Regions from separate parts of the Homo sapiens genome. Here all the other regions are linked to region 4. Evidence: chromatin loops called from intact Hi-C (ENCODE). Cell type or tissue: Caco-2. All regions are shown on one strand. Region 1 holds the start of CCDC34 (coiled-coil domain containing 34). Region 2 holds the start of LOC105376601 (a long non-coding RNA gene). Region 3 overlaps LOC105376600 (a long non-coding RNA gene). Region 4 overlaps BBOX1-AS1 (BBOX1 antisense RNA 1). Region 5 overlaps LGR4 (leucine rich repeat containing G protein-coupled receptor 4).

Region 1 (5,000 bases), 180 kb after region 4:
AAATCCCACACAGCTCTAGGTTGCTCTCTGCTTCACACAGAATACTCAAAACCCAGAACAATGAAAGGGCTGACTCAGGTTGCCTGCTCTCTTCATCCTGTCACCCCCAAGCTGTCCAGGGCACCAAAGAGAGGTCAGCAGTTTGACCTCAAAAGCCAGATTGTGGACTCCAGAACTCTTATCCCAAACCTGAACACCAGAACGTGGTTTACTGCACCTTAGTAGTACCTGTGGTTGGTTATTCTGAAAACATACTGATTGCTAGTGAAGTAGGTTGTAGTAAACAGGTCACTTTTTATAACACAAAGTGCTGAAGCACAGAGATTAGCAATGTCAACCTCAGCATGTGGAGACATGGTTAGATAGGATCTGAGCATGCACAGAGGAATGGATGTCATTGTATCAAAGAATGTTAGGACCAATGGAGAGAAAGAATGAGGAAATTTTCTAAAAATCTACCTTTCCTGAAAGGAAGTGCTAAGTTTCTGAAGCATTTGACAATAATCACTGCATGTATCTGTTCTTTAGGAAGTGGGAAATGGACATGCAGTCAGCAAACGTTTATTGAGCACCTAATAAGCATCTGACACTTGCCACACACAATGCTTGACAACTTCAGCATTCTCTTTTCAAACCCACGTCCCAGCTACTCCTTTGATTCATAGGGACTGAAATGTGATAAGGAAGGCAGCCTTAGCCCTGTGGTGCTACCAGCTCATTCTGGCTTTGGATAAGTGAGACGTACATACGTTCACCTCCTCCCCTGGCAGGCTCCACTTAGTCAGGGCTTTGGCTCTTGGAAACTAATGCAAGGTTTCAGTAGCTGAGCTATAGTTCCGATGGTCATTTATTCCGCAGGTCACTAACTTGTGTCCAGATTGCTTAGTCCAGTTGATTATGCTCAGAAAGTATTTCCTAAAGCCTTCAAATTTACTTTAAATACCTTTGAGACCAACTCAGTCCTGAAGAATACCTACAAAGGCCCAGATGAAAACAATTTACTGAAACCCTAACTCTACCATTAAATTTTACTATCAGGTTGATCAGAGGAGGCCTGTTTCTTGTTGCTACAACCAGCCTGGATGAGTGGCTTGCTTGGTTACTCTTTCTGATCTCCATTCCCACCAATGTACTTACTTTTACTTCTCATTCGTAACTAATTCACTCCTGTAACCATGTATACGGGTTACTTCATATGGGTTCCATATTCCATTCACTCATGCTGGATATGAACACCCTGTACTGAAGGGGGAATCTTGCTATTTACACATAAAGCATGAGTTCTCTGGCCTGTATTTCTTAGAGCTCCTGTACTGTGCCTTACACAGCTTGACAATCATAAACTTGTAAATGATTTCCGAAGAAAACGTAATGAGTCTATCCCAGAATAGACCTGCATTACTGGGCCTGTCTCAGAAATATTCCTTCAGGGATTGGCCCTTTGCTCCTACTTCTGTATACCCAATACTAGGCATGCAGTTTAGGAAAGAGAACATGATCTGTCTATCTTCGTAGTAGACCCAGGTCTGCTAATAACTAGGTGCATGCCTTTGAGTCACTTTTTGCATTCTGAGCCATGGTTTTATTATCTGTAAAATAAGTGGATTGATTTAGGCTTCAATTCATGAGAGTAGAGACCAGTATCTTGTTTACGGTCCCCAGTACGTAGACTAATATGTGGCAAACAATGTTTGCTGAGTGAGTAACAGTAGAAATAAACAAATTAAGACAGTTTTAATAACCCCATTGGTCCTAACATTGATACAATGACATCCATTCCTCTGTGCATGCTCAGATCCTCTCTAACCACGTCTCCACATGCTGAGGTTGACATTGCTAATCTCTGTGCTTCAGCACTTTATGTTATAAAAAGTGACCTGTTTACTACAACCTACTTCACTAGCAATCAGTATGTTTTCAGAATAACCAACCACAGGTACTACTAAGGTGCAGTAAACCACGTTCTGGTGTTCAGGTTTGGGATAAGAGTTCTGCAGTGCACAATCTGGCTTTTGAGGATTCATAGAACGCCTGAAATGGTAGCAGAGTTTTGTGTGTTTGAGACTATGTACATTTTTCTGGGAAGTGAGACTGCAGCAATCATAATATCTCAGGAAAAAAGGATTAAGAGCCATAGGAAATCTATGGTCATTTGCAAGAATTTGCACAGGGCTCTTTATGTGCAAAAAAAACCACGGCACCTCAGTCTGCAAGTGCCTGCTCTGCCTTTGGGGCGGAGGGCAGGAGGATGTTAGAAGGGGGTACTTAAGAGGGTCTAAGGAATCTTGAAAAGGGCTGAATCGGCCGGGCGGCCTCGGGTTTACCTGGCGCACCCCTGTAACTCCATTCCTCTCAGGCTCGCCACTTTGGCCTCTGAATCATGGGCATCTTCATCCACGTCTTCCTCATCATCCACGTCTTCCTCATCCTCCCCGTCACCGTCGTCCTCGTCAAACTGGAAGCTCTGGTGGCCAAGGGGAGACAACAGCGACCTGGTGGAATTGCTGCAGCTCAGCGGCAGCGGCGGCGACGGCGAGCGCACCACCTCCAGCCCCTGCCCACGTGCGCCCGTCATAGGGACTGAGCAGGAGTCCGAGGAGGGCCGAGACCTGGGTCTGCAGTCAGCAGAGAAACCGGCGTAGGAAGAGGGAAAAGTAGGCCCCCAGCGCCCCGCCGCCCACATCTGGCCCGCCAAGTTCAAACTGGCGGAGCCGCGGCGGGGACGCGCTTTCCCAGCGGGCCCTGCGCGCGCCAGGCCGGCCAATCCCGGCCAGCACAGACCCCGCGTTGCCATGGCGACGCGTGGAGGCCGGGAGGACTTTGTCAGGGCCTGCAGAGCTTGGCTTCCTCCGCCCCGGCCTCCCTTAGCCAGCCCTTCCTCCTCAGTGGCAGGAAGGTGCCTGCTGTTTGCAAGCTTGTTTAGTACGGTGTCTCCCCACGCCACTGGCGGGGTCCTGGCTCCCTACCGACAACTTTGAGGGCCTGTCCCTTGTTTGCCGTGGTGTTGCAGTTCATTTTGTACATGAAATATGTTACCTGCCACTGAATCAGGGAAAGACGCAGAAACCAAAACCACCCCCTATATAATTACGAGGTCAGAATTGTGAGCATCGGTCGTGATTTCTTTCAGCACAAGTCGATATATTTTGAGGAGAGGGGAGGGAACTTGATCCAAGTTTACAGGTGTATCCCAGAACGCACTTTTAGGACAGTCATTGCGTGTTTTGGTAGCACTTCGTTTGCCTGGCATCTTAAGGGACCTAATTTGTCTACACATGTGAATTTTTGACCTCTTTGAAGCCTCTAGTGTATTGTAGGGTCTGCGTAAAGCACAAGGGATAGATGATTAAAAGTCTCGCCCTTAAGTTCCTCATCCTGTTGTCGTGAAAAATGATCTCAGTAAATATGCTGATATGCATTTTATGTGGGATCTGAGGGGCACTCTCGGGAATGGGGATAAAGGCAGTAAAGGAAAGGTAGATGCTTTATTCATGCTGACAAAACTGTACATTTGTAAATAAATAGGGCTTTTGTCCAGTTCATAATGTATATTACCGGTAGAAATACCATAAACGAAAATTGACCATGGCTAACACATCACACAAAACTTTTTAGTGACCAGAGTGATACAAAAACTTTGATGAAATCTAGATCTGCAAAATTTAACACAGGAGAATTAGCTATGGTAGAAGTAATAGCAACCAAAGGCAATTCAGAAGGCAGAGCTATAATTAATAAAATATGACATGATTAAATCTATTTAAATTGAATATTTTCTTTAAAATTTCGGTGAAAACAAAATGAAAGAAAATTGGAGCACTCCAAATGAGTAATAAAGTTGATCAAGGAATAAAACTGACCTAATGGAGTTTTCGTTCTCGACCCTAGTTATTCAATATTGGCATTTAAAAACCTTTTATCAGAACATCTCTAGAATCAGTAACATCGAAACGCACTGAGCTGCCTTAGGGCCTCATAAAGAGGTAAGCTTGAGAAGCTGTTTTCCAATAGATATAACCAAACATAACTGTAGTGGGAAAAACACTAGTATGAAAGGGACCTGGAATCAGTGGTTTTCTTGGTACTTGATAGGTTTTCCATTCCTAACACTCCTCTGAAAATAGGGGAAAAATTTACCTCACAGGGTCATATTATCTCATTAATTCTCAAAGTTTCTAAGCTCAGAATCAGAAAGATACAATGAAAAGTTGTGTGTAAACTTCAGAACTTTTTCACTTTAACCTCTACGCATGGGAATCTAAATGTCATATACTTCTTTGTCCCCTTAAAATGTTTTCCTAAACAAAGTATACCCTTTTCTTGATGCGCCAGGGTCATCATTATGACCAACTGTGACATTATGCACTAGCAATGCTGGACCCCCCCAAGGGTATGAGGCAGAGTCAGATGGTGCTGGTGCTGGTGTTTGAACATAATTAAGTCCAGCGGCCTCATTTCTTACAGTGCCTTTTCATTACTGGAGCTGAGAAGCCATAATCGAGATGGGTAGAATTATATATAAATGTACAAATGTATAAAAGAGTGTCTCTCCCTTTAAGTTTTAGGGTATTGACTTAGTGACATCTTTTCATACAATTAGTACTTTGGCCATGGTATATTTGAGGTAATTATGTTTTGCTGGCTCTGGAAACTTATATAAGAGTCACTTTTGCTTAAATAATTCCATCACCAGTTAGCCCTGTGGCATATATTATGCAACTTTAAAAATTTATCCCTAGACATTAGTATTTACAGATGAAACAATATAATGTCTTAAATTTGCTTCAAAATAATGCAAGGGGCAGAGGGATTGGAGGGGATTAGTGAATAGGATGAAGATGAAACAAGGTTCACTACATGCTGCAGATAATTGTCAAAGCAGTGACAGGTATGGGGTGAAGGGTAGGGAGGTGGGGTAATTATACTACTCTACTTTTTGTTATGGAAATTTCAAGCATATATGAAATTTAAAACAAACACACACACAAAATTATGTCCCA
Region 2 (5,000 bases), 110 kb after region 4:
TCATTACTTATTCATTCTTCATTTCTGACAGATAGGGGGATAGCTTATAAAATGTATTCCTCATCCTACTAACATCGTGCATCAGCTTGAAACAGGAAACACAAGACATACAAATTATTTAAGGCCTTGCTACTCAGTGTGGTCCAAAGACCAGCCATACTGGATCACCTGGGAATGCCTTGGCAATGCTGAATCAGCTCTTCTACCCACTGACTTCACTCCCAGACCTATGGAATCAGAATTTGCATTTTAATGAGAACTCCAGTGATTTCCATGTACACTAAAATTTGAGAAGTCCTAAACTGGGCAACAATGATTCTGTTGTCCACCTCCTGACCTTCCCCACCTGATATGGATTGGATGCTTGTCCCCTCCAAATCACATGTTGAAATGTGGCCTCCGGTGTTGGAGGTGGGCCTAGTGGGAGGTGTTTGAGTCATGGGGGTGGATGCCTCATGAATGACTTGCCGCTGCTGTCCTCACAGTAATGAGTGAGTTTTCTCTGAGTTCACAAGAGAACTGGTTGTTTAAAACAACCTAGCACCTCCTCCCCCCTCTCTCTTGCTTCCTCTCACGCTTCCATGTGACATGCTGGCTCTCCATCTCCTTCTTCCATGATTATAAGCTTCTTGAGGCCCTCACCAGAGCAAATGCTGGCATTATGCTTCATGTATAGCCAGCAGAACAATGAGCCAAATAAATCTCTTTTCTTTGTAAGTTACCCAGTCTTGGGTATTCCTTTATAGCAGCATAAAGGGACTTATACACCACTTGAAAGCTTTAAGAAGAAACAGCCTCTGAAAAACAAAAAAAGGAGAAAATTACTTGGACTATAATCATGAATGGAATCATTGATCAATCCATTTGCCTTGTTCTAGAAAATTTCCTATTGCTAACATGGTGCAGGCATGCTTTAACTGGGCTAGCAGAGCCTCTGGCTTGTTCTGACCCAAGTCAGCTGATTAGTCTCAGGTAGTTATTACACTTCAGGGGAAAGGAGAGGAAAGCCTTAAACAAGCGCCTTGACAAAGAAAGGCAGCTGTTTCTCATAAACTGCAATGAACAAGCCTAGCTAGGCTTCATTCATCCTTTATAACCTTCAGTCTCCTGCCTTTGTCAACAGAGAGAAATCCCTTCCTGCTGGGATGACTTTGGAGACACTAATAGCTGCAACGCAAGCTCGAGCTTGAATGGTAGTAAAGAAGAGCTTATTGCACCTCCACGTATGATAAATACACAAAACAAATATAAAGTATTTCCAAAAATACTTGCTGAATTCAAAAAGGCCATTCACTGTAGGAAATACCATAGATTTAATAATAGCTCTTCAGGAGGGGTAGTCAATGCTTCTTTAAATGAGACACAGACATGTCCCTGTTTTTAAAAAAAGTTAAATTAAGGAGGGGAGGGTTTGTGGGAGTATATCTTAGAATCAAGGAAACTTGGCAGATCAGTGCTTGACCATTTCATTGGCCAGTTTTGCTAACAAACATTAGCAATTAAGTTTTTACATTGCTTCCTGCAAATGTATGTGAAAAAATGAAGTTCACTGTTTTTTGAAGGCATTTGTTATACTGCAGAATGAAAACACAATCTGAAGGGCCATAAAGAGAAATATCAAGACTCCACCTTCTCCAGATACATTTGGGTTGAAAATTAGATAAATCTAGGGGCTTTGTGCTCCTGCAAAACACTGCCTTTCACGATCTGGGGCCTGAGTCTAATCACCTAATGTCCCATACTTGATAAGGAATGCCCATCAGACCATGAGTGTATACATGTGGAGTACATGGGATAGTATTGGTCAGAATCAGAGAGAAAAACTGAGGCCCCAAAGGGGGACAAATATTGTCTCCAAAATACACAACGAGTCAGTGAAATTCTGATTCCCTGAAGTACAAGTTCAGTATCTTTTTTAAAAAAAAGATGGAGTCTCACCCTGTCACCTAGGCTGGAGTGCCGTGATGCGATCTCAGCTCACTGTAACCTCCACCTCCCAGGTTCAAGCAATTCTCCCACCTCAGCCTCCCAAGTAGCTGGGAATACATGTGCACACCACCATGACCAGCTAATTTTTGGTATTTTTAGTAGAGACAAGGTTTCACCATGTTGGCCAGGCTGGTCTCAAACTCCTGACCTAAAGTAATCCATCTACCTCAGACTCCCAAATTGTTGGGATTACAGGTGTGAGCCACCACACCCAGCCTAAGTCCAGTATGTTTCATTCTCTCATACCTCCTCCTTCAGACCATCCTGGGGTCCTCTGATGTAACAGTCAAGCTCTTTTCAAATGAGTAAGATTCCTCCCACTCTAGCACTAGCAGGAGGAAAACACACCAGTTAAGAACTTCAGAAGGTCCCAATAGGACATCGAAAGCCAAAGTTAGACAATGTACTTCCCCTGTCCTGCCTGGATACAAAAATCCTCTAACAGCATTACCATGTGCCATGGAATTTACAATGGATTGTTTTTGCTAATGGAAAAGTACTTTCTTCCTATGGCCTTCTGGAAAATTGTGTTTTCTACTTTCTTTTTCTTGCTGTTAAATTAATTCTACATAAATATTAGGATTTTCAACAAGCTAAATTTATCATAGAGAAAGTTAAAAGGAAGAATCCTGTGGGTTAATGGGTGGGAAAATCTATGTCACAAGGAACTGTGGTCATATTTGCTTTTATAGACCTTTCTCTGAATTTTCTAAAAAATCGAAGTGGATATTTATAAAGCGCAAGTTTTTTAAAGAATTACTTCTCATAGAGGCCTCAAGCTTTCAAGAATAAGTATCACTAGCTTATTCTTCCCCTGAATGCTAAGGCTCCCTCTAGTGACCAAGAACATACACCAACTACAGGTATGAGAGTAAACATCTCTTGCTTTTAGATAACGCCTTGAAGTTTCAATAGCATTTTCACACACATCTGATCATTTAAAATAAGGCCACATGAAGTATGGTTTCCTCCATTTAAAAGGTAGGCAAACTGAGGCTGAAATGGGACCGACACTTATGCAAGGTCACATGGCTGGTAACTAGGAAACCAGAGCTAGAGATCAGGTCTGCTGACTCCTAGGCCCTATTGCTCTGTTGCACTGCCTCATATTCTATGGCAATTACATAAAGTCATGGTCATAGTCCGTTTTATGTGGCTTATAACAGAATAACTGAAACTGGGTAATTTATAAAGAAAAATAACTTATTTCTTACAGTTATGAAGGCTAAGAACTCCAAGGTTGAGGGGCCATATCTGGTGAGAGCCTTCTTGCTGGTGGGGACTCTCTGCAGAGTCCCAGGGTGGCACAGGGCATCACATGACAGGGAGGGCTGAGAAGGCTAGCTCCAGTCTCTATTCCTCTTCTTATAAAGCCACCAGTCCCACTCCCGTGATAACCCATTAACCCACTAATTCATTAATCTACGAATGGATTAATCCATTCACAAGGGCAGAGTTTTCATGATCCAATCACCTTTTAATGACCCTACTTCTCAATATTGCCACATCAGGGATCAAAGTTCAACATGAGTTTTGGAGGGGATAAATATTCACACCATAGTGATTATCCATGAATACTGTCATAAATGCTACTATCCTTTCTACCTTCATGAAATCACTTTCAGGGAATTTATGGAAGTGATTCTTGATTTTCAAGGGATCCCATTAGAAATCAGATGAGAGTTATGAACCCATACTTACAAATGTTTCCATACAATATCAGGAAATTTGTGGACCACATTGAAGGGCGTCCACTGATCCTCCATGACTCCAAGGACCCCAAGTTAAGAACCCATCAATAACTACTGGTTACAATCTTGAGATGTCAAGAACCCAAGGAAGTTTAACTTTGTAGCTCTTACTCTTTCCCTTAATTATGGTGTTTTCCATGCTTATCCAGTTATCTTTTCAGCCCATTATTCAGAGTATTTTCAAAGAATGAATAAATCAGTGTATATTCACTAACATTTAAGAAAAAGTCTGTGGATATTGCAATCAAGGAAGGCATTCTAGCATTCCCACAGGCATGTCTAGGATTAGTAGCAAATTGAGACGTTTCTAGGAAAGTAGCAATTTGGAAGCATTTTTTTCAAATGTAGGAGCACACCACAGTCTCACTGGCTAGCTCTGTGAAGAGCCTAAACAAGCAACACAGTGAATATAGGAAGAGCTTTTTTCAGTCAACAAAACCCAGCACTGACTAAATTCTTAGCTCTTTTCATCCTGGCATTTCTTTTTTTTTTAATTGTTTAATTTTATATATATATATTTTTATTATACTTTAAGTTCTAGGGTACATGTGCACAACGTGCAGGTTTGTTGCATATGTATACATGTGTCATGTTGGTGTGCTGCACCCATTAACTCGTCATTTACATTAGGTACATCCTGGCATTTCTAATGGCTTTGGAAAAGCGTGAATGAACAGTGACTAATTCACTAATTAACATGAGTCTCTTCCAGGTAAGCTCCACGAGGGTAGGGAGCATGTTTATATTGTTCATTCAAATTCTGGACACCAAACACCACCCTCGACACTAGTGCACACTCAACAAATATTTAATGAATGAATATGTGAATGGTCCTCATTGAGTCAGCCCCTCTGGGAACCCACTCATTTCCCCCTAATCAATGGCCTCTGGTTATCTGGGCTTGTTATCTATCTGTATCTATCTGTATGTAGGGTTATCTAGAACTCTACATATAGACAACCTCAGGCTCTGGATACTGGGCCACTCTTATGAAAAGTTCTGTTCTTTACCCCGTGATCCTCTCCTGCAGTCTAGATTGGGTGACAAACCAACCTAAGCAATAACAACAGCTTCCTACCTTAAACCTCCCAGAAATGGTGTCACAGTTTAAAAGGGATATTTTAAAATGTGAGTAAAAATGCAAGATTCTAATGACTAGAAGAACATTTCAATATCAAGGCAGACCCCTAAGTGTTCCTCTGAATTAGGAAGGTTTTTTTTGGATCTTCTTATGTACTGCCTACTCATCATGCCTTTGCA
Region 3 (5,000 bases), 49 kb after region 4:
GACAAAATCTCAAGCTCAGTTGCTGTTGATATTCTCCCAACCTCCTCTAGGCCAGTGGTTCTCAAACTCTGACATGCGTAAGAATCACCTGGGGGTTTATCAAATTCCAGATTGCTGGAATCTTCCTCCAGAGTCTCTGATTAAGTAAGTCTGGGGATAAAGCCTGACAATTGCATTTCTAACAGGTTCCCAGGTCTTCATGAGGTAGCTCTCTGAACCACCCTTGGAGAACTGCTTCTCTAGGCAGCTTTTCATAAGCCATTACTGTCTCTCTGTTGGGGGGAGTTATTTCTTTGTGAACGTTGTTCTTTCCTAACCTTACCATTGTTAACTCATCCCTCCCACACCCAACCGTCTTCAAACAGCTATTTCCTCTAATCCCCAAGAACCCCCTTTGTCTGCCAATTTTCCAGCCCTAACTCAGACTCCGATAAACCTGGCCAACAGCTTCCTTCTCACTCTCCACCCCCGAGTTTGTCGCTGGTTTTACTCTGTGCCGCCTCTTCCACCTTGCTTGTTGTTTGTTTGCTGTAGTATAACCATTGTTTCCCTGCATTTCCCAAAGTGCAGGACATGCTCCACTGTTGGACCTGAGGCAAATTTTTGTGGAATATCAATAATTTTGGATGATAACAGAGAAAAATGACACCGAACCACGTGGTAAGGAAGTTATTATTTTCAGTTCTCTGCAAACTCTACTGATTACACCAGGAGAAAGCCTCAGTCTGGAGCTGATGTATCTTTCTCCTCTTGCTAATAAACCTCCAGCTCAGAGCCTGAGTCAGGTAATTCCATCATCACCATCGTCATCATGATCATAAAAAAATAATGTTACTTGGCTGGGTGCAGTGGTTCACACACCTGTAATCCCAGCACTTGGGAGGCCAAGGTGGGCAGATCGCCTGAGGTCAGGAGTTTGAGACCAGACTGGCCAACATGGTGAAACCCCGTCTCTACTAAAAATACAAAAATTAGCCTGGTGTGGTGGCTCACACCTGTAATCCCAGCTACTCGGGAGGCTGAGGCAGGAGAATTGCTTGAACTCGGGAGGCAGAGGTTGCAGTGAGCTAAGATCATGCCACTGCACTCCAGCCTGGGTGACAGAGTAAGACTCTGTCTCAAAAAAAAAAAAAAAAAGATACTTAAATTCACACAGTGCTTTCTGTGTGCCTGGCAGTGTTATAAGCACTTTACATATATTTACACATATTAATTCACTTAGCCTCACAACTCTACGAAGTAGACTCATTCCCAGTTTAAAGATAAAGACCCTGAGGCACAGAAGAATTATGTGACTTGCTCATGGTCACTTGGCTGGAAAGTCAGAGAACCAGGATTCAAACCTAGACAGCGTATACAGAGCAGGTGCCCTTTAACCACAGTGATGCTGTGCTGGGGTTTAGCAATACTGTTTTGTTTTCATGTGATTTGTTGTTACCCTCTTCTTATATTTTTGGCAAATGTCTTTGTCTGTTTGGGCTGCTATCACAAAATATCATAAACTAGGTAGCTTATAGACAACAGAAATATATTTCCCACCATTCTGGAGGCTGAGGTATCCAAGATGAAGACACTGGCAGATTCACTGTCTGGGGAGGGCCCATCTCCTGTTTCATGAATGGCACCTTCTCACTGCATCCTCATAGGGTGGAAGAGACAACCTAACACTTGAGGTGTCTTTTATGAAGGCACTCATCCTACTCATGAGGGCTCCACTCTCATGACCTAATAACCTCCCAAAGGCCTTACCTGTTGGGATTTCAACATACAAATTTTGGGAGGACACAAGCATTCAGACCGTAGCAGCAAGCATATTTATTTCCTGCTTATCTGGTGATAAAAAGTCTCTCTCTCTCTCTCCCTCCCTCGCTCTCTTTTTTTTTTCTTTTTCTTTTTCTTTTGAGACGGAGTTTTGCTCTTGTTGCTCAGGCTGGAGTGCAATGGCACGATCTTGGCTCACTGCAACCTCTGCCTCCCAGATTCAAGTGATTTTCCTGTCTCAGCCTCCTGAGTAGCTGGGATTACAGGCGTATGCTACCACACCCAGCTAATTTTTGTACTTTTAGTAGAGATAAGGTTTCATCACATTGTTCAGGCTGGTCTCAAACTCCTGACCTCAGGTGATCCGCCCGCCTCGGCCTCCCAAAGTGCTGGGATTACAGGCATGAGCCGCCGTGCCCGGCCCCTTCCTCTTTTTTATCTGAATTAAATAATGTATGGTTAAAAAGTGAAGCAAGTTAAGCACAAGTATTAAATGTATAATAATGGTAGAGCTGGTTCTTAGCTTTAACAACTGTGAAGATGGTATGCATCTGACTAGTGCTTGGGATAACTAGTCTAAGTAGACCGTAAGTTTCTCAAGGCAGCTTTCTGTCTGTGTCAGAAGGGTCCAGCCAGGGAACAGATGGCACACTGAAAGGGTTAGCTGGAAAGGGTGTAACAAAGGCCATATTTATAGCTGTGTGGGCAGGCAGCACAAGGGAACAACAGAGGTAGCGGCTTGCCAGGGACTAGCCACAGAGTGAGAGGCTCTTACCACCCTGAAAGGGACAAAGGGAGAAAATATTATTACCAGATTGTGACGAGAGCTATAGCCTGCTGTAACAGTGGAAGAGGGGTGGCCCAACAGAAGTTTTAGCCAGAGCAGACCAGCTATACAATTAGTCAGGTGGCACCAACCTGTTTCTCCTATGACCCTCCAATCCCTTTCTTGCCAGCACTTGCCAGAGATGGACTCCAACTGGAGGCCAGAAAGCAGAAGAGCCTGGAAATGCCATCTATGAAGGTCGGCCTCTGAGCAGCCCAGAGAAAAGCAGAAATGAGACTGGGGCAGCCAAGAGTGAATAACCAGCACGGTAGCTGACGCAGTGCGGTACACAAAGGGCGCGCTTCCAGTAAGACCTCAAGGCCCATGTGCTGCTTTGAATTCAACTGAACCGAATGGAGAAACTGGTTGCAAGTAAAGGGTGTTATGTGGTAAAGGCAACTGGACCCTGGACCGCTAGGGTTTCACTTCCAGCTTATCTAGACAAGTGAATCATCAGATTTCACAGCCCTCTTGGGGCTTGAATCACACATGTGCGGGAGGAGCTGCATTGCTGGTGCATGTGAAGTGTTTCAAGCTGTAATTATATCCTTCACCTCCTCAGAGTGTCTAGACTAGATTACGAAGGCTGGGGAAAAAAAAAAATGACTGCAGCTTTCTGTGGTCCTCAAACAAGTGGGAATTCCTGGCTGGGGCCCTTTTCCCAGAGTACACAGGAGCAAATCCCCAGAAGCAGCAGCAGCAGCAGCAGCAGCAGCAGTAGCCTTGGCTTGAAGGATGAAGATTAAAAGGGAAAAGAGGTACCACTGCCTTTAAAAGTCTCCATAGGAAAGAGACTCCAGTCAAGCACTAGCGGTAGAAATATGAAGCAACCCTGCTGTTCCTCTGCAGGAAAAGTTTTTAAATAACTTCTTATTAGTAATATTAATATTAATGATAATACTGAATCTTCATAGCACATTTATTATATACTGAACACTATGGTAGCATTTTACGTACTTTGCTTCATTTAATTTCCACAATCGCCCTGAGAAGTAACATTAACCCTATTTTTAAAAACAGAAAAATGATGCTTAGAAAGGCAAACAGAATATGGTCTTAGCTGCAGTTGATTGAACATTTATTATGTGCTTGCCATAGGGCTGGGTATCCCAGCAGTTCTCAAAGTGCAGTTCGTGGACCTCTCTGAGTTCCCAGCACCCTTACAGGAGATCTACAAGGTCAAAACAATATTCATAAAAACAATAAAACAGCGTTTGCCTTTTCCACTGTATTTACATTTGCACTGCTGATGGGAAAACTGCCAGCACCATAGCACAAATCAAGGCAGTGCACCAAACTGCACTAGTAGTCATTGAATTCTTCAAGGCCACCCACTTGTGGTAGAAAAATGTGGCCATTCATATAAGCATGACTTTGATGAAGCAGAATCATTTTTAATTTTATTAAATTTTAACCCTTGAGCACATGAACATCTTTTTAAGATTCTGCACGAGGAAACAGGAAGAACTCATAAGGCATGTCTAAGTACCATGGTTGTCTCAAAGAAAAGGCACCTGCACAGTTGTTGAGTTGCAATCTGAACTAAGCTCGGTATTCATAGATCACCATTTCTACTTGAAAGAACAAAAGAGAAATTATGGGTGTTCAGACTCTGGTAGTTGGCAGACATGTTCTCAAAACTTAACTAAGTGAGCCTCTTACTTCAAAGAAAACAGCTTAGCCGGGCACAGTGGCTCACGCTTGTAATCCCAGCACTTTTGGAGGCCTAGGTGGGTAGATCATGAGGTCAGGAGCTCAAGACCAGCCTGGCCAACATGCTGAAACCCCGTCTCTACTAAAAATACAAAAATTAATCTGGTGTGGTGGTGCATGCCTGTAGTCCCAGCTACTCGGGAGGCAGAGGCAGGAGAATCACTTGAACCTGGGAGGCGGAGGTTGCAGTGAGCCGAGATTGTGCCATTGCAGTCCAGCCTGGGTGACAGAGCAAAACTCTGTCGAAAGAAAGAAAGAAGAAAGAGAGGAAGGAAGGAAGGGAGGGAGGGAGGAAGGAAGGAAGGAAGGGAGGGAGGGAGGGATGAAGGAAGGAAGGAAGGAAGGAAGGAAGGGAGAGAGGAAGGAAGGAAGGAAACAGCAGACCATGTTTGTTGCCAATGGTAACATTTGAACTTCCATGTGAAGATTAGAATTTTGGAAAATATATATGTTACTGTTAACTCATCAGCTTCCCAATATATTAAGACTTTTCTGTTCAGATCTGTGCTGGCATTAAAGAATGTGATCCTTTGATAGTGTATAAGGCAATGTGTCAACATTTGGAAGATTTGTATAATTCAGTGAACCAATATTTTTTAAATGTCCACAGTATCATACTGCAAAATCATGCACAGGTAAACGTTCATTCAAAGCATAAAATGGCCAGTGGATTTTAAGGTAACATAGCATGAAAATTTCA
Region 4 (5,000 bases):
CAGTGTATGGTTCCATTTATAATGACATTGTAAAAAAGACAAAATTACAATAGCAGAGAATGATCAGTGGTCAGCAGTGATTAAGGGTGGAAGCAGGTGTGCCTACTGAGGAATAGCACAAGAGAGTTTGGGGGCTTACTGAACTGTAGTGCATCCTAATTGTGATGGTGGTCACACAAATCCACACATGTCTTAAAATTCATAGAACTGTACAGCAAAAAAGTCCATTTCACTATACGATAATTTAAAAATAAAATTAACAAAAGTGATAAAATGCAAAAATAATCACATTGTTCAATTACATGCAGCAGAAGTCCAGCCTTGACCTCTGATATGTCACTAGATTTATTAAAAAAAAAAAAAAAAGTTTTACAGTGGCTCTTTTCTAACTTTAATAAGCACATAAAATCCTTGGGGCTTTGGTTAGGATGAAGATTCTCATTCAGTGGATCTGAGATGGGACCTGAGTATAATAACTAGGTGATGCCCTTCTGTGTCTGTAGACAACACTGAGAGATGTGTAGGCTTTGTATTATTTAATTCATTTAAAGCAATTATGGCAAGTATGTGTTGTTTAGAGCAATTATGGCAAATATGTGTCATATGCCAATCACCCCCATTCCTCACCCATAGCAGAGATCACTCATTGTTCAAACATAAGTTCCTCCTGAGCCTAAATATGCCCATTAGATAGAGCACTGTAGAGGGCAGGCGCTGCTTATAAGAGTGGTCATGTGAGATGGAACGTGGAGGACTGATGTTAGTCCCATCCAGCGGCATTACAGAGAAATCCACCAAGAAAACTCACATCCTTTCTGGGGTCTTACTGTCCTATCTCCAAAACTCTGTGTGTTCTAGACAAACTAGCCACAGTCAATAACAGATATATCTTTCCTTCCAGCTAAGATAAGCAAGCTTGTCTTTCTGACCAGTCTGTCAGAAGCCTAATTGAAAAATAAAATTAACAAATGTGGTAAAACGCAAAAATAGCCTAAATGACTTGAGGGCAGGGACGTATCATCCACTTCTTTTGGTAATTCCCTTCTTACTACTTTGAGCCTCAGTTTCTGCATTTATAAAATAAGAATCATAATCTTATCTCGTAGACTTGTTGTGAGGACTAATAAGATAATCAACACGGAGCTCTTAGAATAGTACCCAGCGCAGAGTAAGACTCAGTATTTGGCTACCGTTATCGTTATTCCCCCAGCAATGGCCAACATGGTGCCATGCTCATGTTCAAAAACAGGCTGGGCATGGTGGCTCACGCCTGTAATCCCAGCACTTTGGGAGGCCGAAGTGGGTGGATCACTTGACGTCAGGAGTTCAACACCAGCCTGGCCAACATGGTGAAACCCCGTCTCTACTTTAAAAATACAAAAAACTAGCAGGCCATGGTGGCACCCTCCTGTAGTCCCAGCTACTTGGGAGGCTGAGGTGGGAGAATTACTTGAACCTGGGAGGTGGAGGTTGCAATGAGTCAAGATCATGCCATTGCACTCCAGCCTGGGCGACAGAGTGAGACTTTATCTAAAAAAAATAAAAAATAAAAAAAAATAAAAAAAAACACTGCTATAGAGAAGCCAAGAGAATGAAGCAAACACTGAATTTGAGCCAAAGGACAGAGGTCATAGTATCAGCCTTCTCCCTATACCTCTCTGAACTTTCGTTTCTTCTTAGGTATAATAAAAATTGGATAGTTTTTTTTATTAATTTCAGCTCTGACATTTTGTGAATTGATAAAATTCTATAACACTCCTGTGAAGCGTCCAAGCTGTTTTCGAAATCCTGAATATCCAGTTGAGAGCAAAAGAAAAAAATTATAATACTTCCAAAAATTAGTTGAGGCAAAAATTGAGTTAATTACCACTTGACTTATTGGTTTTCTGCCACTGGAGGGCGTGCAGTACTTGTTTGTAAAATGGCCTTCTAGGTTTTAGCTCTCTTGCACACAACTTCAATTTCAGTCCATTGAATTGGAATCAAAGAATCAAAGAAACCACCTCCTTCCTTTGACAGAGTTAATAGGTAAGGAGGTACAGCCTGCAGAGACGATGTGAGTTAGAAAACTCAACAGAGAGAAGTGTGCTTAATCTTTCTGATGCCAATTCTACTACCTTTATTTCTCCATAATATTATCCCTAAACAGCCCTTCATGCCACATCCTCTCTTAACTTTTTTAAAGAGGAACTCTTAGGAGATTGTGAGCCCATCTCTTCTCCTCACTCCTGCACATGGCTTCTCCAAGTTCTCTTTTCTTTTTCGCAAACCTCCAGCAGAAAGCAGGGCCTGGGCCTCTTTAATACGGCCCTGGCATACTGAATGGGGTTAGTACATAAACAGCAAGGATCCATTTAATGGGCTCTGGCAGATTCGCTTCATTCTTGATCTGGGATGTGAATGGTGCAAAAGGTAGAAGAGAAGGTGCTTTCCAGACAGCCATTTTTTACTGAAACTTATTGTCCATTAGCCTTGAGAAATGGAAATGGGTGGTACAATGGAAGTGAGACATAGTTCCTTCATTTAAAGAACTCCCAAAATAATTAGGGTGACTAAATATAAAATTGAGGGGTGAGAAGGGAAAATTCTTGAAGGGCCTTCAGAGATCAAGTTTTAGGAACACAGACTTACTCTCTTTTGCTACATGTGACTACCTGAAGTTCTATGTTGAAATCAATTGGGATGCCTCTTCCCAATTAAGAAAGAATGTGTGTTGCAATGAATCATTCATGTCTGCCAGGAGCATACGATGCAGTAGGATATGCATGCATTTACTAACCCTGACCTCTAATCCAGGACCCACTATTTTTCTCTTTTTTTCAGATTGGGAAACTAAGGCCCAGAGAAGAAAAAGGAAGTGGTCAAGGTCATTCAGCTAAAGGACAAGAGGTGAATTTTCAAAGCATTGTAACCCTGAGGCTGCTCGGTTCAGGGTACAGGGTCAACAGACAAGGAACACTCCTGTGTTTCTGTTCTCAAAGCCACGGGTGATTCTCTCACCTCAGCTAAGTAGTCCTGACACATTTTGGACCAATTTGTTTCTCTTTCTACAAATATTTTGTAATTCCTTCTCCCTTTTTAACTTTTTTCTAATAAAATTGTTGTTATGTATAAAAGAATGTGTGTAGCACACAAAGAAATAAAGTGTAAAAATAAAATAAACACAAATGATCCACCCCTTAATTTAAAAAAATAGGAACTACACATGTGTGCTTCCTTGACCCCACTCCCTACCTCCCTGCCAGGAGGTATCCACTCTCTTAAATTTTGCTTTCTTCATTCCCTTAGTTTCTCTTTCAAGCTTTAATACATGCATACATATCTTTAGACATTGCATTTTTTTGTTTCACTCATTTTTAGATGTTATACAAATGCAATCATGAAGCTTGCATTCTTTTGTAGTTTCATTTTTCACTTAAAATTATATTTCAAAGATTTCCAAAGTTGTAGCTCATTCATCTATAATAGTATTTCATTGTGTAAATATTCCATAATTTATGTATCCATTCTACTGTTGATCAATATGTGAATGGTTTCCAGGGTTTTTTAATTGTTAAGAATTTTGCTATGTTTTTTTTAATATTTCCTGGCACCCATGTGCAACAGTTTCTCTAGAGCAGTGGTTCTTCATCAGAGCAATTTTCCCTCTTCAGGGACATTTGACAATACCCAGACACATTTTTGATCATCACAACCAGAGGGACCCCTGGAGAGAAATGGGGACAAAGGGCTTCCTCTGGCTAGAAGCTAGCGGCCAAGGATGCCGTTAACCAGCCAAGAACAGCCCTGCACAACAAAGAATGATCTGGATCAAAATGTCAGCAGTGCGGAGTCTGAGAAACCCAGCTCTGGAGGATACACATGGGTTGAAATTTCTGAGTTATAAGTGTGCCAACTTCAAATTTACAAGATAGTATCACATTGCTTGCCAAAATGTACCAATTTCTACACCAACAAGGAGTATGTAAATCTCATCGCTCCATATTTTATCCAACACTTGGTACTGTTAGCTTTTAAAAATATATATATTGGCCAATCTAGTTGGAATAAAATGGGTGGAATATAGTATCTACTACTAATGAGATGAGCATCTTTTATATGACTGTTGGCTATTTATGTTTCCTCTTCTGTGATTTGCCTGTTCATGTAATTTTCCCATTTCTCTTTTAACTATGTTTGTTTGCATTGTTTGTATAGATTTCTGGATTTTTAAAAATATTTTGTATATTAATCACAATTAATTAATTATATCACAAATATCTTCTCCCAATTTGAGGAATTTGAGGTTCATCTTTTTTTAATTGTGCCTTTTGAGAACAGAAATTAATTCTAATTTTGATGTGGTTGAATTTATCTATTTTACATCAAGTACTTTATGAGTCTCATTTAATAAATCATTTCCTACCTCTGGGTCATATGGTTATTCTTCTATATTTTCTTCTAAAATGTTTAAGGTTTTGCCTTTCACATTAATGCCATCTGGAATTGATTTGGGCTATGATGTAAGTAAGGTAGAATAGAATCTTTCAGAACTGTCCTGCACCTCCCTTTGTCTAAGTCAATTTTCTAGGCTCATTCACTAGGACAAAGTCTTTTAACCACAGGCTTTACCCAAGGACTTCAGGGGAAGAAGAATCTAATTGGCCTCCTCCCCTATTCTTTTGGAGGCCTCACTAAATGAGCAGATTGTGAGGAATGAGCACACTGACCCCAGACTATCTGAGTTCCTTAGCTCCTACCTATGCCTGTTCAGCTTAAGATCTCTCTCCAGTGTGCCAAACAGGCTCACATCAAAATGCTGGGAACTTACTGCACCCAACCCATGAGCTCTCAATTTCTTAAAGAACTTCAGAAAGAAAAGGAAAGAAGTATTTACTAATGGTAGAACTGCAGGCACAAATAGAGGCAGTGGGGGCTGATTTAAAAAGGTCCCACCCACACTCACTCCAGAAAGAATAGGAGGTAGCTGCCTACTTGTAAGGAGAAAGGCCCACCTCTCC
Region 5 (5,000 bases), 210 kb after region 4:
GCAGCATATCCAGTGCAAAAGAGAGGCAAAAAGTGTGAGTCATTGAAAGCATAACTTTCCAAACAATGGCCTATATATTTTTTTCTGAAGTAAAGAGGTTTTCCTAAAGAAATTTTGACATGACAAATTCAAGTGGAGATAAAAGTAGAATAAGGAAAGGATAAGAATTCTTTGGATCCTTTTGTAAGAAATCTGAGCACCCAATTCATACTGAGCCCTACTTTTCCTCCTATTTCCCTGGGCATAGAGAAATAGAAGAAAAACTTGAACAGAGGATATTAGGGAGAAGAATCAGGATGCAGGGCAGTGATTCACATAAGTTAACTTGTAGACAGGTGAAGTGAAGGAAGGTTTTCAAATGTGTACTCAAAAATGATGATTGTGTGTTCATATGATCAAACACAGGACTCTCCTGGGTCCTGGTTCTGTCAGGGATACTCTCCTAAACAGCTAGATTCTGTAACTATGTATATATATATTTTAATGCTCTCTTCTACACATGTCTCAGGACCACATAGTCACCAAGTCCTCCTTTAAAATTCCTCTGTTAAAATTTATAATTAAATTTTTTAATTTAAAAAATATATAAAACTTAACATTTATAATCCCTCCTTTAAAAGGTATGTATTTCCACTATTCTTCCTATTCCCTCCCTAAAAACTCTGCATCCCTAAGCCTTATTCATTAATTCATTCATTAATTTAAAAATGAGTACCTACTAAGTGCCAGACACACAACATCTTTAGGTTCCCCCACTTCTAATCTGTTCTACTTGTATATCCTGATTTTAGGGATACAAGAAAGACACTTTACCAGCCTTAAAATGTGAAGTCACTGTGGCCTGAAGCTCTACTTTTAGATGCATTATTTTCTCTTGAAGTGGTGTTCCAGTTACTAATAAAATGCAAATTGCCCTGGGAAGTGTAATCCTTACCTAGCATTAACACAGAGGCGATTGCACTGAAGATTGGGGGGGGGGGGGGGCGCGGGAAGGGGACAGAAAAGCAAACAGCCAAAAGACCCAGAAACCAAAGGGGTAAGTATGAAGAATTATTTCTTCAATGGCAAGAATAACAATGCCGGATTCTCAGGCGATACCACCAAGTAGCACAGTTCATGCTCCTAAACTAAATTCTTCCTAAAAAGTCCTCCCACCATACACTTTGTTTCTTACAAGGCATCCAAGTACCTAAATTCTACACTGCATTGCCTTTCAAGGTTTCCCCATAACCCAGGCTCACAACAGCTTGCTTTGTGCTGTCAGCCTTGTAGCCTTCACCTCCCAGGGCTCACCAGAAGTAAAACAAGAGACCGAAGAAGATGGTTTTAAGGCCTCTTCAGTTGCTTCCATTTTAAAATATTTCTCTTTAGCAAATCCTCTTGGTTCTAGACTAGCCAGCTTTATCACTACATTTTTTACTTACTTATTTATTTTATTTATTTATTTTTTGAGACGGAGTCTCACTCTGTCGCCCAGGCTGGAGTGCAGTGGTGCAATCTCAGCTCACTGCAATCTCTGCCTCCTGGATTCAAGCAATTCTCCTACCTCAGCCTCCAGAGTAGCTGGGATTACAAACGCCCACCACCACGCCCAGCTAATTTTTGTATTTTTAGTAGAGACGGGGTTTCACCATGTTGGCCAGGCTGGTTTCGAATTCCTGACCTCAAATGATCCGCCTGCCTTGGCCTCCCAAAGCACTACATCTTTTAAATGTTTCACCTAGCAACCTCATTTGTACCCCCTTAAACACCCAACTGCAATGCTGCTCCTCTTGAAAGCTTCAGTTCTTATAAATGTGCCCTATGCTTGAACACTCGGAGCTCATAAACTTGGGTCACAAGCTACCGTCTACTGGTTGTTTCTTGTACATTAGTCTTGTGGGCCAAGTACAAATGCCTTCAAGAACAGGATGTGCATCTCAAACTTCTGTTACCACCCACCAACATGCCAATTCATGAAACAGAAACTGCTTTCTCAGAAGCTCCTCCTTGAAAATGCTCACCATTCCGATGCCATAGCATCCCAAAGTCTACCTTAGTGCAAGCTTGGTACAAGCAATCTCAAAGGGACCCCGGTCTCACCCATTAAATTCAACTGATAATGCTCACAGCTGTAATGCAAAGTGCTTAAAAGGTCACATTTTAAAAGATCAAATTGCACCATAAAAGCCATAAGAGGCAGTAGCCATCTTTCCCCAGGGCCTCAGATAGCCCTGTGACTGCTCTTCCAAGTGTTAAAAAGCTAGAGTCCTCCAAAAAAGAAACACTATAAACAGAGTAAGGCTGTTACAGGATTCTTATTATTCTTTTGTCTCTAATATTAGTTGTGAATGTCCTTGTATCTATGGGCTTTCCTTGAGTTCAGCCTATTGTGCTGGGCTCATAAAAAAAAAAAAGTATTTTATAAAGTAACAAAGTGGCAAAATGCAGAACACCTGATTATCTTAACTTGTCAACAGAAAAGAGTGTTTGACCACATTAGCCAAAATATTTGCTTCCTTTTCCCAAATCTCTGCCCGTTTTATAAACCATGAGAAAACTAAAGTCACCTAACTTCAAAAAGCATTCTCTTTCTCCTCTATTTATCTTTAATATAAATGACAAAATGAGCTCTGCATGAGGCTTATCCTGAAATACAAGCCAACGATCTGGAGAAATAAACACTACTAGTATGTGGTGGACAGTGATAATGCTGTCCAAGAGGACACTCTACTTTGATTACTTAGTTTGTTAGTAGAGTAAACATATCCTGTGGAGCCTTCAGGAATGTATCTACGTAAGTTTACGGAGCTGCTGTGTTAATGAGTAACAAGCACAGCAGCGTGGTAAAAGCTCTGCAGCTCCAGTAATTGCACCCGCCAGAAGCTCTTCACATGTTGCTTATTTTATGAGCTAGTATTTCTTATAGTAAACCTTGGGGATGCTTCATGTCTAAAAGCTCAGATTCAGAAAAGAGCAAAGTAAATAAATAGCAAGGTTAGGAAAAAAATCCCAAATTCTTTGGAAGAAAAAAACTATACGCCTACAGTAGTTGCAGACACTGTGATACTGATAGCTGGTACACAAACATTCTTTCATTTTAATCATCTCAAGACAACTGCCCTGCTTTTCTGAGTCCCTGAGTGGTTAGGTGACTTGGCATAAGTCACACTGCTTGTACATGAAGGAGCCAGCATTCCAGTTCTCTTGCCCGGCTGGCTGAAATACTTATCCACTTCTACCTGTATTGTGATGCCTCTGGTAGTCACCAAAAGATTAGGAAATAATTCACAGAAAAGGTGGGGCAGAGTGGACTTGAGCAAGTTAACAGCCTTGTCTGAGTATCAATAGATGTCACCTAGCAGAATAAAGCTAGTAAGGAGAGACTATGCATTAGGAGCCCAGAACTGCAGTTACGGAGAAGTTCCTAACAGACCTACAGTGCCATCCTTCCCATAGCCAAAGATGACCAGCAAGAGGGGCTGAGAATGGGATTCCCTGAGTGCCCAAAGGTAGGGCATGCCCTAAACTCAGTGAGACTTAGTTAAGGATACATACCATTCTCTGTTGTTTGTTTTTTATTATTATTTTTTTTATTTTTTTAGGCAACTCCGGAGGAAAAAGAGGTGGCTGATCCTGAGCAGGAATTTGGCCCTCTATTAGCAAAGACCAGCCACTTCCCATTCCATGCCTGGGTTTGCACTTCTGTGCTATAGCCAACAGTTTTCGTAGCTTCTCACTACTTCAGGACCTATTGGCTGCCCTCAGAAAACCTTTTTCATTGACTAAATCTTGTTATTTATATTTTTCTTTTTGTCCCACAAACAATATTCTTTTACTATTTTCCAGTGGCTGTGAAATACTAAAGGAAAAAGATAATTAGGGTGAAAAAATAAGAGTGAAAGTGGTATGGTTTTCTGTTTGTGAAGGTGGAGAGTCCCAGGCATCAGTTCTTTCCCCTCCGTGTTCTGTTTCCAAAGACCACGAGAGTGTCTCTCTGCAAGGTTTCAACCCATCCACTCTTTGACTCTTCCTGTTATCACCTGATTTTTTTTCCTCCTGGACTACTGCCATGAACTTCCACAGGATTCCTGTCTCAAACCACTTAATCTGAAAAAGCACAATTCTAAGCATTTTCCCAAAGGCTCTCTTTTCCCCTGGTGCAACTAAGCACCGTTATTACATCCAAACACACCATGCATTGCCACCTCTGACTCTTGGCTCACACCATCTCCTTCACTTGAAATACCCACAACTCTGCCCTCTACAAACTGAAGCCTTGTTCAAGTTGTCCAAGTAGGGTACGCTACCACCGGTATGAACTCATGATATCACCTTCCTTTGATTCCACGGGTACCTTAGACAAAGCTATCCCATTGGGTGCATCTTATTCTGCCTTTAGTTCCTTTGTACTGCTCTGATCTTCTTCAATGATCTTATATGTCCCTCATGAGCAGGGACTAGGTCATCTTTATTCTATATTCCCTTGTATGACCCCTTACAAAGACAAGACACTTGGTATTTGCTATAATGTCTCCGCTAAGCCCCATTGTAAGACTCTGGATTTGCAAAGCTAATATTACTACTAAAAGGGTGAGAAAGCTTCCTGATTATTTTCCCTTTTCTGCAACTTTTCTTATTTCATTTCTACTCCCTCACTCTCCTAACAGGAAAGAACTACGTGGCTAAAGTGTCGAATGCCAGGGCAAACATTTTATTTCTCGACATATGCTGGAAGCATATTTTCTTAAGGAAAGGTGGGGAGGAACTCTAAACATGGGAACATCAGTCCACTGGTCCACAGTAGTATCTCAACACACGCTGTGTTGTGCACATGATCACACAGAATTAAAACAAGTCTAGCAGGATTTCAAAGGGGACACCGTTTACCTCAAGGCAACTCCCACTTACTCTGTTTGCTACAACAGCCCCAGAAGCAAAGAGAGCAAAGACAGAGAATGGAGAGAAAGAGAAAGGGCAGAGGAGAAGCAAAAAGTAATCCTCTAGATTTCCGCTTTCCC

The links. A loop is a pair of places that touch in the nucleus more often than their neighbours do. Peaks named below come from ENCODE experiments on the same cell type or tissue, not always from the same donor. Only the 100,000 strongest peaks of a DNase experiment are listed, where the experiment ranks them.
Region 1: it touches region 4 in a loop (6-fold over the local background); 18 of 110 quality-filtered maps call a loop at or near these places.
Region 2: a loop joins it to region 4, with 17 times the contacts of the local background. A loop is called at or near these places in 79 of 110 quality-filtered maps.
Region 3: it touches region 4 in a loop (6-fold over the local background); 7 of 110 quality-filtered maps call a loop at or near these places.
Region 5: it touches region 4 in a loop (2.9-fold over the local background); 4 of 110 quality-filtered maps call a loop at or near these places.

Annotation. Positions count from the first base shown.
Region 1 is chr11:27,360,512-27,365,511 of GRCh38, forward strand. CCDC34 (coiled-coil domain containing 34) reads right to left here and starts at 2,704. Exons shown (of 6, transcript NM_030771.2): 1 at 2,325-2,704. The coding sequence starts at 2,683. RefSeq lists silencers at 511-805, 2,651-2,720 and enhancers at 2,098-2,965, 2,961-3,130. In Caco-2, no CTCF peak of the experiment used is centred here; a DNase peak (open chromatin) is centred at 2,770; H3K4me3 peaks cover 1,789 bases.
Region 2 is chr11:27,293,773-27,298,772 of GRCh38, forward strand. LOC105376601 (a long non-coding RNA gene) reads right to left here and starts at 4,218. Exons shown (of 2, transcript XR_931142.3): 1 at 2,236-4,218; 2 at 1-797. In Caco-2, a CTCF peak has its summit at 2,827 (motif pointing left); no DNase peak of the experiment used is centred here.
Region 3 is chr11:27,231,345-27,236,344 of GRCh38, forward strand. It overlaps LOC105376600 (a long non-coding RNA gene), which reads left to right. Exons shown (of 4, transcript XR_931141.3): 3 at 571-660; 4 at 2,718-3,818. Among named protein-coding and RNA genes, the nearest start is that of BBOX1-AS1, 15 kb to the left of the region's middle. In Caco-2, no CTCF peak of the experiment used is centred here; a DNase peak (open chromatin) is centred at 3,077.
Region 4 is chr11:27,182,237-27,187,236 of GRCh38, forward strand. The region is part of intron 2 of BBOX1-AS1 (BBOX1 antisense RNA 1); the gene reads right to left. Among named protein-coding and RNA genes, the nearest start is that of BBOX1-AS1, 34 kb to the right of the region's middle. In Caco-2, a CTCF peak has its summit at 1,900 (motif pointing right); a DNase peak (open chromatin) is centred at 1,915.
Region 5 is chr11:27,392,971-27,397,970 of GRCh38, forward strand. All of the region lies in intron 2 of LGR4 (leucine rich repeat containing G protein-coupled receptor 4), which reads right to left. Among named protein-coding and RNA genes, the nearest start is that of CCDC34, 32 kb to the left of the region's middle. In Caco-2, no CTCF peak of the experiment used is centred here; DNase peaks (open chromatin) are centred at 2,821 and 3,201; H3K4me3 peaks cover 769 bases.